Regions from separate parts of the Homo sapiens genome. Here all the other regions are linked to region 3. The links are chromatin loops, found by intact Hi-C in ENCODE. Cell type or tissue: heart right ventricle. All regions are shown on one strand. Links, peaks and the distances in the headings refer to the core of each region. The heading gives the core; the rest is flanking DNA. Region 1 overlaps PPP1R13B (protein phosphatase 1 regulatory subunit 13B). Region 2 overlaps COA8 (cytochrome c oxidase assembly factor 8). Region 3 overlaps TDRD9 (tudor domain containing 9).

The links. A loop is a pair of places that touch in the nucleus more often than their neighbours do. Peaks named below come from ENCODE experiments on the same cell type or tissue, not always from the same donor. Only the 100,000 strongest peaks of a DNase experiment are listed, where the experiment ranks them.
Region 1: it touches region 3 in a loop (31-fold over the local background); 59 of 110 quality-filtered maps call a loop at or near these places.
Region 2: a loop joins it to region 3, with 4 times the contacts of the local background. A loop is called at or near these places in 22 of 110 quality-filtered maps.

What each region holds. Positions count from the first base shown.
Region 1 is chr14:103,805,751-103,810,750 of GRCh38, forward strand. All of the region lies in intron 1 of PPP1R13B (protein phosphatase 1 regulatory subunit 13B), which reads right to left. Among named protein-coding and RNA genes, the nearest start is that of PPP1R13B, 39 kb to the right of the region's middle. RefSeq lists an enhancer at 1,143-1,242. In heart right ventricle, for the core only: a CTCF peak has its summit at 2,848 (motif pointing right); a DNase peak (open chromatin) is centred at 2,831; H3K27ac peaks cover 2,366 bases.
Region 2 is chr14:103,569,971-103,575,512 of GRCh38, forward strand. COA8 (cytochrome c oxidase assembly factor 8) reads left to right here. Exons shown (of 5, transcript NM_001370595.2): 2 at 1,653-1,850; 3 at 4,137-4,200. Among named protein-coding and RNA genes, the nearest start is that of COA8, 9.8 kb to the left of the region's middle. In heart right ventricle, for the core only: a CTCF peak has its summit at 2,219 (motif pointing right); a DNase peak (open chromatin) is centred at 2,226; H3K27ac peaks cover 1,975 bases.
Region 3 is chr14:103,977,554-103,983,095 of GRCh38, forward strand. All of the region lies in intron 7 of TDRD9 (tudor domain containing 9), which reads left to right. Among named protein-coding and RNA genes, the nearest start is that of RD3L, 38 kb to the left of the region's middle. In heart right ventricle, for the core only: CTCF peaks have their summits at 3,266 (motif pointing left) and 3,477; a DNase peak (open chromatin) is centred at 3,248.

The DNA of each region.
Region 1 (5,000 bases), core at 1-5,000, 170 kb before region 3:
AGCTAAGTGAAAGAGGCCAGACACAAAAGACCACATGTTATATGATTCCATTTATATGAAATGCCCAAAACAGTCAAATCCATAGAGAAAGAAAGATGTGTGGTTGCCTAGGACTGGGGATGGGAATGAGGAGTGATGGCAAATAGGCACAAACTTTGTTTTGGTATGACAGTAATGTTCTAAAATTAGATTGTGGTGATGGCTGTACAACTATGTAAATTTACTAAAGATCACTGAATGTTCACTTAAAATAGGTAAACTTTACGGCACATAAATTATAACACAATGAAGCTGTTTTTAAAAAGTAGGATATATAAAACTTCTAGAAAAGGAATTCAGAAACTTGACTTACATGGTACAAAGAACCCTGGAATAGGAAGCCCAAGTTCTATCCTTAGCTATGGCATTGACTGCTGCAACTGGCTGGGGAAGCTGCTCCTTAGTCTATCTCTGGGTCTTGGTTTCTTGGCAAGAACTCAGCAGATAATATGAAACACATATTTGCAGGAAAATGGCTCTCAGGCTTTTCTGGCCCAACCCAATCAGGTAAAGTATTAGATCCCCCAGCTCACCTATACCATCTACTACTTCTTTCTGGTGGAAAAGGAGCTCAGGGATAACAAAAAATAACTGAAGAGAAATAAGGTGATAAAAGCTATACTAAATTTTAGTAACTTGCAATAACTCACTTGGTAGGTTATGAGTAAATAGCTCATAAAAGCCACAGAAAGGATCAGTTGGGGTGAGGGTGGGTGAACACCAGGAAGACCCCTTTAGCTTTCCAGCAGGCCACGCACCCCAAAATGAGAATTGATGCTAAGGTCCCTTCTGGCCCTGATTGCAACTCAGTTCACCAATTTAAAATCTCAGAAACATTAGAGCTGTAAGGAAAACTAAGTCTAAGCCATCACCCTAAATGCTTCATCTCACTTTCCTCAATTAGCCTCTCAAAGACTGAAAAACACACCTGGGAGTTGCTGTCATCCACACAGAAAAAGGAGAATAAAATAAAGGATTGGCTCAACTCCCTTCTCTCTCATACTCCACAAACAATCCATTAGCAAGACTGTCAACCTCGTACCCAGAAACTGATAACTCGTCTCCCTGGCTACTACCCAAGCCCGAGCCACCACCACCTCTCAGAAAGGATGTCTGCAAGAGCAAACTCATTCATCTGTTTCCACTCTCACCCTTCAGATACATCACTTCATTCAAAACCTTCCCGTGGTTTCCTCTCTGAGAATAAATTTCAAAGTCCTAACTATTGTCTAAGAGGCCCTGCAAGACCTGCAACACACACATGCATACCTCTCTGATCTCAGTGCTTACCACACTCTTCATCCCTTCTGCCTCCCTCAACAGGGCAAGCCAACTCCTGCCTCAGGGGCTTTGCACTTGCTATTCTCTGCATAGACCGCTTCACTCAGCTACTGACATTGTATTACCCTCTTCTTTCAGGCCTCTGCTGGAATGGTGTCTTAGCAAGGAAGCTTTCCTTAACCGAGAGTCTACCTAAAATAGCACTACTCCATCCCTCTGTCCTCCTACCCTGGTTTATGTATTTCTGCTTAGCACTCAACCACCACCTGATCTATGTATATATTTGTTTATCCTCTGTCTGTTGTCACTAGAACACATAAGCTTCTTGAGAGCAGAGTTTCAGTTAATTACCTGCTGTGTCAGTAGTGCCTGAAGCAGTGCCTGGCACGTAAGAAGCACTCAATAAACTCCCCCAATTATACGTAAAATGTCCCTTTTTTTTGAGACAGAGTATCACGCTGTTGCCCAGGCTGGACTGCAGTGGCGCGATCTCGGCTCACTGCAAGCTCTGCCTTCCGGGTTCACGCCATTCTCCTGCCTCAGCCTCCCAAGTAGCTAGGACAAAAAGTGCCTGCCACCACGCCCGGCTAATTTTTTGTATTTTTAGAAGAGACGGGGTTTCACCATGTTAGCCAGGATGGTCTCGATCTCCTGACCGTGTGATCCATCCACCTTGGCCTCCCAAAGTGCTGGGATTATAGGCGTGAGGCACCACACCTGGCCACGAAATGTCTTTTTATAGTAGGTTTCTTGAATCATGACAGGTAGGTGTTTGCCTGTTTTCTCATCTTCAAGTTCTCTGTAGAAAAGACAATATTTTACCCCTCTAATCACTGAATTAGTCCACATCAAAGAGAAGAAAAATATTCTTAAAAAAAGTTAGTGTAAGGCTGGGCACAGTGGCTCATGCCTATAATCCCAGCACTTTGGGAGACCAAGGTAGACAGATCATTTGAGGTCAGGAGTTCGAGACCAGCCTGGCCAACATGGCGAAACCCCATCTCTACTAAAAATACAAAAAAAAATTAGCTGGGCGTGGTGGCACCTGCCTATAATCCCAGCTACTCAGAGGCTGAGACAGTGGAATCCCTTGAACCCAGGAGGCAGAGGTTGCAGTGAGCCAAGATCACGCCACTGCACGCCAGCCCGGGCGACAGTGACTCTATCTCAAAAAAAAAAAAAAAATTAGTGTGAAAGTCAGGAGCCTTGAACATAACTATGTGGTATTCGGCAGATTTCACTCAAACCTAGAGAAACAATGGATGTCCCTTGCTCTAAAGCAGGGGTGTCCCAACTTTGGGCTTCCCTGGGCCACACTGGAGAATTGTCTTGGGCTACACATAAAATACACTAACACTAATGATAGCCAATGAGTTAGAAAAAAAGATCATTAAAAAACATATATATATCATGATGTTTTAAGAAAGTTTACTAATTTGTGTTGGGCTGCATTCAAAGCTGTCCTGGGCCTCCTGTGGCCCGGTGCCATGGGTTGGACAAGCTTGAGCTAAAGCTTCTTTCCACAAGGTGGCACTGCAGGGTAACGGGGGTGAGTTCAGCACTACCCCCTTCCCCTGACACAAATTTTAGGGATGAAGAATTAACTCCAAGGAAAATAAAGGTACAGTTTAGTAAGATCATATTAAGTTCAATTTCCATAATTAGGGCTTGTATTATTTTGGAAAAGGAATAAAATTAACCTTAGAGCAATGAAAATTTTTTTCTAAATAAATAAGACTGTAGAAGTACATATTTAACCCTCTTACGAAGGCAGAGACAGCTATACACCCATTTTTTTTAATGTTTCTTTTTTTTAGAGACAGGATCTTGCTCTGCTGCCCAGGCTGAGCGCAGCAGCACCAATCCTAGCTCACTGCACCCTCGAACTCCTAGGCTCAAGTGATCCTCCCTCGCCTCAACTTTCAAGTAGCTGAGACTGTAAAAGCGCACCACAGCTAATTTTTTTTATTTTTTGTAGAGATGGGGTCTATGCCCAGGCTGGTCTCTAACTCCTGGGCTCAATTATCCTCCCGCCTTGGCCTCCCAAAGTGCTGGGATTACAGGCATGAGCCACCATGCTCAGCCTAGACATATTTAAATATCTGAGTAGCATCTACTCAAAGTTAAATAGCCACTACAATAGATCTCAATAACCTTATCAATTCTGTTGAGTTCTAATCACTGTTTTACTTGCGTTAATAATTTCACATTTTAAATTACATTATACAGTATTCCTGGGAATACAAAATAGACACCTTAGCTTCTATTTGCATTATTTACTTAGTATATAGTCCCTTCAGTATTTAAAAGCATAACGCATTTTGAGAGAACCTATCTTAAACCTTGTAGAAATGTGAAATTCATACAGCTTTCCATAATACCAAGATGTGTCATGACTACAGGATATAGAGGTGATACAGCTGACCACATTTATTCTATCCACTAAAACTTAAAGAATACTCTAGAATAGGTTGGGTGTGGCGGCTCACACCTGTATGCCAGCACTTTGGGAGGTTGAGGTGGGCAGGCTGCTCGAGCTCAGGAGCTCGAGATCAGCCTGGGCAACATGGCGAAACCCTATCTCTACAAAAAGCACAAAAAATTAGCCAGGCATGGTAGTATATGCCAGTAGTCCCAGACACGTGGGGGGCTGAGGCAGGGAGGATCACTTGAGCCCAGGAGGTCAAGGCTGCAGTGAGCTATGATCAAACCACTGCACTCCAGCCTGGGTGACAAAGTGAAACTCTTGTCTCAAAATTATTATTATTATTTTTGAGACAGAGTCTCGCTCTGTCGCCCAGGCTGGAGTGCAGTGGCACGATCTCGGCTCACTGCAACCTCTGCCTCCCGGGTTCAAGTGATTCTCCTGCCTCAGCCTCCCTAGTAGCTGGGACTAGAGGCATGCGCCACCATGCCTGGCTAATTTTTGTATTTTTAGTAGAGACGGGGTTTCACCATGTTGGCCAGATGGTCTTGATCTCTTGACCTTGTGATCTGCCCGCCTTGGCCTCCCAAAGTGCTGGAATTACAAGTGTGAGCCACCGCGCCCAGCTGTCTCAAAATTTTAAAAAGGCCAGGCGTGGAGGCTCATGCCTTTAATCCCAGCACTTTCGGAGGCTGAGGCAGGTGGATCATGAGGTCTGAAGTTCGAAACCAGCCTGGCCAACATGGTGAAACCCCATCTCTACCAAAAATACAAAAATTAGCCCGACGTGGTGGCACATGCCTATAATCCCGGCTACTCAGGAGGCTGAGACAGGAGAATCGTTTGAACCCAGGAGGCAGAGGTTGCAGTGAGCCAAGTGACAGAGTGAGACTTCCTCTCAAAAATAATAAAAAATTAAAATTAGAAAATAATACTCTAGAATAAAGAACAGTATCAATTCTGACACCACTGTTCATCAATATTGAAAATTACTTTGGCTGGGCGTGGTGGCTCATGCCTGTAATCCCAGCACTTTGGGAGGCCAAGGCAGGCGGATCATGAGGTCAGGAGATTAAGACCATCCTGGCTAACACAGTGAAACTCGTCTCTACTAAAAATACAAAACATTAGCTGGGCGTGGTGGTGGGCGCCTGTAGTCCCAGCTACTCGGGAGGCTGAGGCAGGAGTATGGCGTGACCCGGGAGGTGGCGCTTGCAGTGAGCCGAGATCGCACCACTGCACTCCAGCCTGGATG
Region 2 (5,542 bases), core at 223-5,222, 410 kb before region 3:
CTCAGCCTCTCATATAGCTGGGACTACAGGTGCCGGCCACCACGCATGGCTAATTTTTGTATTTTTAGTAGAGATGGGGTTTCACCATGTTGGTCAGGCTGGTCTCGAACTCCCGACCTTAGGTGATCCACCCACCTCAGCCTCCCAAAGTGCTGGGATTACAGGCGTGAGCCACCGCACCTGGCTAGAAATGTAGGTTTTATTTTTTTAATGGGATATTTGGTGATTGTATATAGTTTTTAGACTGATGGGTAAAATGTTGAAGGTCTGTATTGCAATCCTGCCTTTACTTTCTAAAAAGGATTCCTAAATTGATCCAGCATCAAATCAGTGTATTTTAACCCTGACGATGAGCAGTATAGTTTCAGGTCTTGAATAGCAGGGTCCCCCCACTATAACTCCCTGACAGTTCTTCTTGCCCATTGCACAAACAAAACCAGTTCATGGAGACCATGGCATTGCAGTAAAGAAAGAGTTTAGGGCCAGGCACGGTGGCTCACGCCTGTAATCCCAGCACTTTGGGAGGCTGAGGCAGGCAGATCACCTGAGGTCAGGAGTTCAAGATCAGCCTGGTCAACATGGTGAAACCCCATCTCTACTAAAAATGCAAAAATTAGCCGGGCGTGGTGGCATATGCCTATAATCCCAGCTACTCAGGAGGCTGAGGCAGGAGAATCGCTTGAACCCGGGAGGCGGAGGTTGCAGTGAGCCAAGATCACACCACTGCACTCTAGCCTGGGCGATAGAGCGAGACTCCATCTCAAAAAAAAGAAAGAGTTTAATTGATGTGAGGCCAGCCATGCTACATGGAAGAGTTATTACTCAAATCAGTCTCTCCTCGCATCTGGGGGCTAGATTTTTTCAAAAATAGTTTGGAGGAAGGGGTGGAGGTGGCTAGGCAATGGGTGCTTGCTGCCGATTGGTCTGGGTGCAATCACAGGGGTGTGGGACTCATCCTCCTGCATGCCGAGTGGCTTCTGGGCGGGTCCAGGAGGAGCCATCACGTTGGACTTGCAAAAAACCTGAAAAGATATCTCAAAAAGCCAATCTTAGGTTCTGCAATAGAGATGCAGGAGTAATTGGAGAAGTTGCAGATCTTGTGACCTCTGGAATGATGGCTGGCACCTTACCAGAATTCAGACTCCTCACCTCCTCCTAGCCTGGTAGGGTCTCTCATTAGCTTAAGAAAGCTTAGCTCCATCCTGGCTAACAGGGTGAAACCCCATCTCCACTAAAAAATACAAAAAAATTAGCCGGGCGTGGTGATGGGCGCCTGTAGTCCCAGCTACTTGGGAGGCTGAGGCAGGAGAATGGCGTGAACCTGGGAGGCGGAGCTTGCAGTGAGCCGAGATCTCGCCACTGCCCTCCAGCCTGAGCGACAGAGTGAGACTCTGTCTCAAAAAAAAAAAAGAAAGCTTAGCAAAGGTGGTTGAGTTTCGGGAAAGGGCTGTTATTATTTAAACCAGAAACTAGGCCCTGTGTGGTGGCTCCTACTTGTAATCCCAGCACTTTGGCTGAGATCACGCCACTACACTCCAGTCTGGCAACAGAGCGAGACTCCGTCTCTAAGTAAATAAATAAATCCAGATTGTACATTTTATAATACTAGAGATTCATTTTGTCATATGTTAATCCAATTTACTTTGTTAAAGGTCTCAAGATTCTGCCCTCCAAGAAAGTCTTGCCATGATTGGATAGGACCCCCAGATAAATATTCAAACCTTCGACCTGTTCACTTTTACATACCTGAAAATGAATCTCCATTGGAACAAAAGCTTAGAAAATTAAGACAAGAAACACAAGAATGGAATCAACAGTTCTGGGCAAACCAGAATTTGACTTTTAGTAAGGTAAGTTTAAGTTTTAGATCAGAACGGAAGGGTGCGGTGGCTCACGCCTGTAATCCCAGCACTTCGGGATGCCGAGGTGGGCAGATCACGAGGTCAGGAGATCGAGACCATCCTGGCTAACACGGTGAAACCCTGTCTCTACTAAAAATACAAAAAATTAGCCCGGCGTGGTGGCGGGCGCCTGTAGTTCCAGCTACTCGGGAGGCTGAGGCAGGAGAATGGCGTGAACCCGGGAGGCAGAGCTTGCAGTGAGCGGAGATTGCGCCACTGCACTCCAGCCTGGGTGACAGAGCCAGACTCGTCTCAAAAAAAAAAAAAGAAAAAAAAGTTTTAGATCAGAATGAGAAATAACACAGTTGGCCACTTGAGGGTGCTAGGTGTTTAGTATATTGCTTTGCTATTTGTTACGTGGTAGTACTGGGTCTCAGTCCATCCCCCGCACTGTATGTACATATATGCATATAGTTTTAAAAACTAATATGTAACTGTATATAAGAAATGGTCATTCGTAGAACCACAGATCTTGAGACTTTGAAGGATGCAATGTGTGAGCAGCAGAGCCAGAACTAGAAGTACATGTTTTACACACATAGGTGTGTGTGTTTATCTTTATGAGAATACCGGTTTTTTTAGGTGGGGCATGATGGCTCTGCAATCCCAGCACTTTGGGAGGCTGAGAGGGGTGGATCACTTGAAGCCAGGAGTTTGAGAGCAGCCTGGCCAACGTAGCGAAACCTTATCTCTACTAAAAATATAAAAATGAGCCAGGTGTGGTGGCATATGCCTGTGATCCCCATGACTTGGGAGGCTGAGGCACAAGAATTGCTTGAACCCAGGAGGCGGAGGTTGCAATGAGCCGAGAGCGCGCCATTGCACTCCAGTCTGGGTGACAGGAGTGAGACCCTCAAAAAGAAACCCGTTTTTGTGATGTGTTGTCATTCTTCCTGAGAATTCAAAAAAAAAAAAATTTTTTTCTTTTTTGAGACGGAGTCTCGCTCTGTCACCAAGCTGGAGTGCAGTGGTGCGATCTCAGCTTACTGCACCCTCCACCTCCCAGGTTCAGGTGATTCTCTTGCCTCACCCTCCCGAGTAGCTGGGATTACAGGCACACACCTCCGTGCCCAGCTAATTTTTGTACTTTTAGTGGAGATGGGATTTCACTCTGTTGGCCAGGATGGTCTTGATCTCCTGACCTCGTGATCCGCCCACCTCGGCCTCCCAAAGTGTTGGGATTACAAGCATAAGCCACCATGCCCAGCAGAGAATTCAAAATTCTTAACAGGATACTTATAAATAAACTGTGTAAGAAAGAAGTATAAATAGTCTAAACCAGAAGAAAAACATTTAACTTTTTTTTTTTTCTTCTGAGATGGAGTTTCACTCCTGTTGCCCAGGCTGGAGTGCAGTGACATGATCTCAGCTCACTGCAACCTCCACCTCCCTGGTTCAAGCGATTCTCCTGCCTCAGCCTCCCAAGTAGCTGGGATTACAGGCGCCCGCCACCACACCCGGCTAATTTTTGTATGTTTAGAAGAGATGGGGTTTCACCACATTGGCCAGGCTGGTCTTGAACCCCTGACCTTCAGGTGATTCGCCTGCCTTGGCCTCCCAAAGTGCTGGGATTACAGGCATGAGCCATCGTGCCCGGCAACATTTAAACTTTGACTTTCCATTTGAGTGGGCTATGTCTGGTGGGGTATATTTATCATATTCTGTGGAGGGTTTTTTTTGTTGTTGTTGTTTTTGTTTTGAGACAGAGTCTCACTCTGTTGTCCAGGCTGGAGTGCAGTGGCGTGATCTCGGCTCACTGCAACCTCCGCCTCCTGGGTTCAAGCAGTTCTCCCGCCTCAGCCTCCTAAGTAGGTGGGATTACAGGTGCCCACCATCACATTGGGCTAATTTTTGTATTTTTAGTAGAGACGGGGTTTCTCCATGTTGGCCAGGCTGGTCTGGAACTCCTGACCTCAGGTGATCCACCCACCTCGTCCTCCCAAAGTGCTGGCATTATGGGTGTGAGCCACTGTGCCTGACCTATTCTGTGGATTTATAAACAAACAGCGTCTCCCAAAGTTTATTGAACATCTTCTCAAATCCTGTTTCAAGCACAAAACTTTTAACCACATTCAGAGGGTTTTAAACGAGCTTTGAGATGGGTCACTAGCTTCTCAGAAAATCCACATCTAAACTTCTCCAGTACACCGTGAGCTGTGCTCTAGCCAAAGAAAAATGGAAAGACAGAGAAAGGAGTTCTGAGAGCCTTTTTTTTTTTTTTTTTTTTTTTTTAAGGAAAAAGAAGAATTTATTCACTCAAGACTAAAAACTAAAGGCCTGGGCCTGAGAACTGAATCAGGTTAGTGTGTTTGTTTGATTGTTTTTTTTGCTTTCTTTGCGTTTGAGCTAGTCCATGAAAAGGGAAAGGAAGGGCGGTGAGAGAGGTGGGGAAGTTCAGGGCGGTCCTTGGCCTGCTTTGGGGCAGTGCTCGGCACACCCCTGTCCAAGTTCTCTTGCACACCCAGTTCCCAGGCATGGCTCTCCAATCTCAGCTCCCTCCTTTCTCTCCGGATTTTAGGTGGTTATGATGGATGACCAACCTCTGACCTTTGACTTTCGTACTGAGGTCTCAGCCTTTGCAGCTTCTCCCTCCAAAGCAGCTTTTCTTCTGATTCCTGATCTCAGTTCAGTGCTCAAAATAGCCTCTCCTTATTTTCTCCTGGTGTCAGTGTTAGGCCTGAATAACATCTCATGCTGTTCGTTAAACAGATGTCTGCTGCCAAAAAGTTGTTCTGATAGAAAATCCAAAATCATCGACCCCAAAAGCCAAGTCTGTCATTGGGCTAAAGTGCCATTCCTACTAATCCTTTGCCTCACCTGATTCATTTGGAATAAAGGGCCAGGAGCTTGAGTCACCCCCATGCCAGGACCTCTGTTGCTATTTGCTGGCTGCTGGAGAGGTGGGGTCTTGCGGGCCCTGGAGAGGTGGGGTCTTGTGGGGCAGAGCTGGAGCAGATGCTGCATCCAGCAGTAAGCATGAGAATGAGCACTCACAGTTTTGGGTCCTGTGCTGGACACTGTGCAAGTCCTGTGCATATATCACCTGTTGCATTTCCCACAGTGACCCAATGAAGTAGATACTGTTATCTTTACCATTTTATAGATGAGCAACCTGAGGCTTCACCAGAATTGCACAGTGAGAATGTGGCGTGGCCTGGATTCTCACGTCGGGAGTCGGATTGCAAAGCCTTACTGGGCCTCGCCGCGCCCCATGGCTGTCAGCGCATTCCATGCTGACCTGGCCGTGTATGCGTGCGTGTGTACGCATGTGTGTGCGTACGTGCACGTGTGTACATGTGTGTGTGCTTGTGTGCACACCACATGTGCCGTGTCCATAGGTCTGTCATCATATCAGGTAGGACTAGGTCGGCTCATAGCTTGGAAGGGCTTTGGAGACAGCCACTCTCCTAACAGATGGGAGAAGTTGTTTTGATTCTTACTAAGGTCCCAGAATCCTATTGATGGCTTTGCTGAGTATTGAAAGGCTGGCCTTAAATTAGGTTTGAAACTGAATTTGGTAATAGGACAGGATGTGTTAAGGAAGGGAAACATACAGGGAGCTGCCTGCTCTGGCAGCTGTTGAAAGTGAGCAGGCCACGGTGCCTGCAGTGGGAGTGGGGCAGCAGGCGTGTCACCTTGGG
Region 3 (5,542 bases), core at 302-5,301:
TATATTCTGGGTATTAATCCCTTGTCAGATGAATAGTTTGCAAATGTTTCCCCCCATTCACTCAGTTGATTTCTTTCTTTTTTTTTTTTTTTTTGCTATGCAGAAGCTTGTTAGTTTGATATAATCCTATTTGTCTACTTTTGCTTTTGCTGTCTGTGCTTTTGAGGTCTTAGCCATCAAATCTTTGTACAAATATATGTCCTGAAGCATTTTCCCTATGTTTTCTGCTAATAGCTTCATAGTTTCAGGATTTAGTTTAAGTCTTAAATCCATTTTGAGTTGATTTTTGTGTATATTGAGAGAGAGGGGTTTAGTTTTATTTTTCTGCATCTGGATATCCAGTGTTCCCAGCACCATTTATTGAAGAGACTGTTCTTTCTCCAGTGAATGTTCTTGATGCCTTTCTTAAAAATCAGTTGGCTGTAAATATGTTATTTTATTTCTGGGTTCTTTATTCTGTTCCATTGATCATCTGTGTGTCTGTTTTTATGCCAATATCATGCTGTTTTGGTTACCATTGCTTTGTAGTATATTTTGAAGTTAGGTAATGTGATGCCTCTTGCTTTGTTCACTTTGCCCAGGATTGCTTTGGCTTGTGAGATCTTTTTTGGTTCCATATGAATTTTAGGATTTTTTTTTTGATTTCTGTGAAGAATGTCATTGGTATTTTGATTGAAATTGTATGAATCTGTACATCACTTTGGGTAGTATAGTCATTTTAATAGTATAAATTCTTCCAATTCATGGCAAGGCACAGTGGCTCACACCTGTAATCTCAGCACTTTGGGAGGCCAAGGTGGGCCGATCACTTGAGCCCAGGAGTTTGAGAAAGAAAGCATAGGGAAAATGCTTCAGGACATCTATTTGTAGTTAACATTTACTTAGTAACACTTAAAAAAACCTACTAACTAAACTTCACTTTATTTGGTTTGACTGTATTTTCCATAATGTCCTTTATTCTGGGATCCCGTCCGGGATGCTACATTAGGTTTGGTCGCGATGTTTCCTTAGGCTCCTCTTGGCTGTGGTAGTTTCTCAGACTTTCCTCATTTTTTAAGACTTTGACGATTTGAAGAGTACTGGTCTTTGACTGATGTTTTTCTCATGGTTAAACTGAGGTTATTGGTTTTGGGGAGGAAGACCACAGGCTGAGGTGCCATTTTTGTCACATATCAAGGGTATACACTATCAACATGACCTTTACTGGTTGTCTTAAGTCTGTTTAATGTTTTTTTTAATTAAAAAATTTAAATTCACACATAATAATTCATGGGGTACATAGTGATGTGATACATACAATGCATGGTGATGAGCTCAGTGTAACTAGCATATCTATTGTATCAAACATTTTTTTGTGTGTGTGTTGGGAACATTCAGTAGCCTCCTATAGCTATTTGAAATTACATATTGTTGTTATCTGTAGAACACTGGAGCTTCCTCCTCCTATCTGGCTGTCCTTTTGTATCCTTTAACAAATCTCCCTATTGCCTCCTCCTTTCCCCTACCCTTCCCAGCCTCTAGTATCTTCTGCTCTACTCTTTACTTCTATTAAACTGTTTTTTAGCTTCCACATGAGAACATGTGGTATTTAACTTTCTGTTCCTGGCTTATTTCACTTAACATAATGTCCTCCAGTTTCATCCATGTTGTTGCAAATGACAGGATTTCACAGTTTTTATGGCTGAATAATACTCCATTGTGTATATATTCTCCATTTTCTTTCTCCATCTGTTGTACACCTAGGTTGATTCCATATCTTGGCTATTGTGAATAGCATTTAACACTGTTATGAAGGAATACCTCAGTCTGGGTAATTTATAAAAGAAAGAGGTTTATTTGGCTCACAGTTCTGCAGGCTATACAAGAACCATGGCACTGGCCTCTGCTCAGGGAGCTGGTGTGTGCAGAGATCACATGGTGAGACTGGAAGAAGGTGGGTGTGCCAGGCTTTTTGTAACAGTCACCTCTCAGGGGGAACTCTGGTAGGAACCAATAACAGTGAGAACTCAGTCTCCCCAAGGGAGGGCATTAATCTATTCATGAGGCATCCGCCCCCATGTCCCACACACCTGCTATTAGGCCCCACCTCCAACACTGGAATCAAATGTCAACATGAGATTTGGAGGGGACAAACTATAGCACTGATGACACAGACTTTGATCACTGGAAAGGTTGTGTTTGCCAGGTTTCTCCATTATGCATTACTGCCTCCTTTCCACATTGTACTCTTGAGAAACAAGTTGCCAGGTGAGGCTCTATTCAAGGTAGGGAGGAGGTAGCACTTACATTTACAACATTTAAACAATTTGCATTTTCTGACTCTTTTTTTTTTTTTTCTTTGAGATTGGGTCTTGCTCTGTTACCTAGGCCGGAGTGCATTGGTGCGATCATAGCTCACTGTAACCTTGAACTCCTTGGCTCAAGAGATTCTCCCATCTCAGCCTTCCAAGAAGCTATGACTACAGATGCATACCACCATGCTTGGCTAATTAAAAAAAATTTTTTTGTGGAGATAGGGTCTTGCTATGTTGTCCAGGCTGATCTTGAACTCCTGTCTGTAGGGACCAGCCCCACAGGGTCGGTGGGTTTTTCTCCCCGTGTGCAGAGATGAGAGATTGTAGAAATAAAGACACAAGACAAAGAGATAAAAGAAAAGACAGCTGGGCCTGGGGGACCACTACCACCAAGACGCAGAGACCAGTAGTGGCCCCGAATGCCAGGCTGCGCTGATATTTATTGGATACAAGACAAAGGGGCAGGGTAAGGAGTGTGAGCCATCTCCAATGATAGGTAAGGTCATGTGGGTCACGTGTCGACTGGACAGGGGGCCCTTCCCTGCCTGGCAGCCAAGGCAGAGAGAGAGAGGAGAGAGAGAGGGAGAGACAGCTTATGCTATTATTTCTGCTTATCAGAGACTTTTAGTACTTTCACTAACTTGCCACTGCTATCTAAAAGGCAGAGCCAGGTGTACAGGATGGAACATGAAAGCAGACTAGGAGTGTGACCACTGAAGCACAGCATCACAGGGAGACGGTTAGGCCTCCGGATAACTGCGGGCGGGCCTAACTGATGTCAAGCCCTCCACAAGAGGTGGAGGAGCAGAGTCTTCTCTAAACTACCCCAGGGAAAGGGAGACTCCCTTTCCCGGTCTGCTGAGTAGCGGGTGTTTTTCCTTGACACTGACGCTACCACTAGACCACGGCTAGACCATGGTCCGCTTGGCAACGGGCGTCTTCCCAGATGCTGGCATTACTGCTAGACCAAGGAGCCCTCTGGTGGCCCTGTCCGGGCATAACAGAAGGCTCGCACTCTTGTCTTCTGGTCACTTCTCACTATGTCCCCTCAGCTCCTGTCTCTGTATGGCCTGGTTTTTCCTAGGTTATGATTGTAGAGCGAGAATTATTATAATATTGGAATAAAGAGTAATTACTACAAACTAATGATTAATGATATTCATACATAATCATATCTAAGATCTATATCTAGTATAACTATTCTTATTTTATATATTTTATTATACTGGAACAGCTCGTGCCCTCGGTCTCTTGCCTCGGCACCTGGGTGGCTTGCCGCCCACACCTGTCCTCAAGTGATCCTCTTGCTTTGGTCTCCTAAAGTGCTGGGATTACAGGCATGAGCCATCATGCCTGGCCTCTGACTAGTTTGAAATGTGAGAGTGATGATGGTTTACCAGTCTTCTTTCCAGCTGGCTGAAGTCTAATTAATTCCTATTGATGTTCATTGTGTATTTTCTGTCAGAGCTCACAACACTTAGATGCTTCCTTGTGGACCCGCTGAGGAGCTGGATCAGGCCTTGCCACTTGCTGTCTGAGCCCGTGTGGTCAAGACAACCCAGCTTCTAGGCACCCAGGGCCCCCTTGCCTCATGGGTGGGTTATGTTCAATAGAATAGAGAATGTCCAGCTTTAGCAAGATTTATCCAACGTCTTGTTTTTGGTACCTGATAGGTGCTCAGTAAATATTTCAGTGAATGAATATGCAACACTTAGCTGTATACAGATGTTCCTTGACTTGTAATGGGGTTATGCCCTGATAAAACCATTGTGAGTTGAAATCATTAAGTTGAAAATGCATTTAATACACCTGTCCTCCTAGCCTACCTTGAATGAGTTCAGAACACTTATTTAGCCTATAGTTGGGCAAAATCACCAAATACAAGGCCTATTTTATAATAAAGTGTTGAATATCTTATGTAACTTATTGAATACTGCACTAAAAGTAAAAAGCAGAGTGGTTTCATATCACTGTAAAGTCTAAAAATATAAGTTAAATCATTGTAAATCAGGGACAGTCTGTGTTAATTTTGAGCTTATAAAAATGGTGTTGTTTTGTATAGATCCTATTATACAGCTTCAGAATCAGAGGACCTTGGTTAAAATTTCAGTTGTGTTACTGTCAGTACTCTTGTCATGTTACCTCACCACACTGTCTGCTGTTACAAGGGAGACTTGTCATGTTACCTCACCACACTGTCTGCTGTTACAAGGGAGAAGCCCCCTTTCTTCATGGAGCACCAGCCGCGCCTCCTGGGTTTCATGTCTCATCCTTCTTACCTTCTTAGGGACCTCATCTGATCTACTGTTTCCCCCTCCCCATTGTCACCATTAGTGTCTCCTTCTCTGCTGTCATTTTCTTGTCCACACTGAAACATAACTGAAGCTCTTTCACCTTTGCGAACACCCACCTTAGGTCTCAGGCTGCTCTCCAGCCGTTGCTGGCCTGTGGACTCTCTCATTCTCTACTTTTCTACCTCCCGCAGGCAATTCATTTATTGCAGGGTGGTGTCCCCTGTTGCCACTCAGACTGCACCTGCCAGGGTCCCTAGTGACCTCCTTGTCGTTAGGAGAGCTCTAGGTAAGTCCTAGACTTACCTGGCCTTTCTGCAATATTTGACACTGTTGGCCACTTCGATTCTTGAAACTCACCCTCTCTTTGGGTTCTGTGGTGGCATCCTGGTTTTTCTGTTACCAGATCTGGCTGTTCCCTTTCAGTGTCCTTTGGAGAGTCCTTTTCATCCTTTATATTCAGCTTCTTAAAAAATTGTGAAAGAGGCCAGGCGTGGTGGCTCATGCCTGTAATCCCAGCACTTTGGGAGGCCGAGGCAGGCGGATCACCTGAGGTTGGGTGTTCGAGACCAGCCTAACACGGAGAAACCCCAACTCTACTAAAAATACAAAATTAGCCAGGTGTGGTGGCACACGCCTGTAATCCCAGCTACTCAGGAGGCTGAGGCAGGAGAATTGCTTGAATCCAGGCGGTAGAGGTTGCGGTGAGCCAAGATCACGCCCTTGCACTCCAGCCTGGACAACAAGAGCGAAACTCCGTTTCAAAAAACAAAACAAAACAAAATTATAAAGAACACACTTAGAAAAAGGGTTACATAAAATGTAAATGTGTACTGTAATGAAATTGTGAAATGATCAACAACCCAGGTCCAGTAGTAGAGCATGCCCCCCGCCCCACCTGGACTCGCTGTGGGTCACTTTTTTTTTTTTTTTTTTTTTTTTTGAGACAGAGCCTTG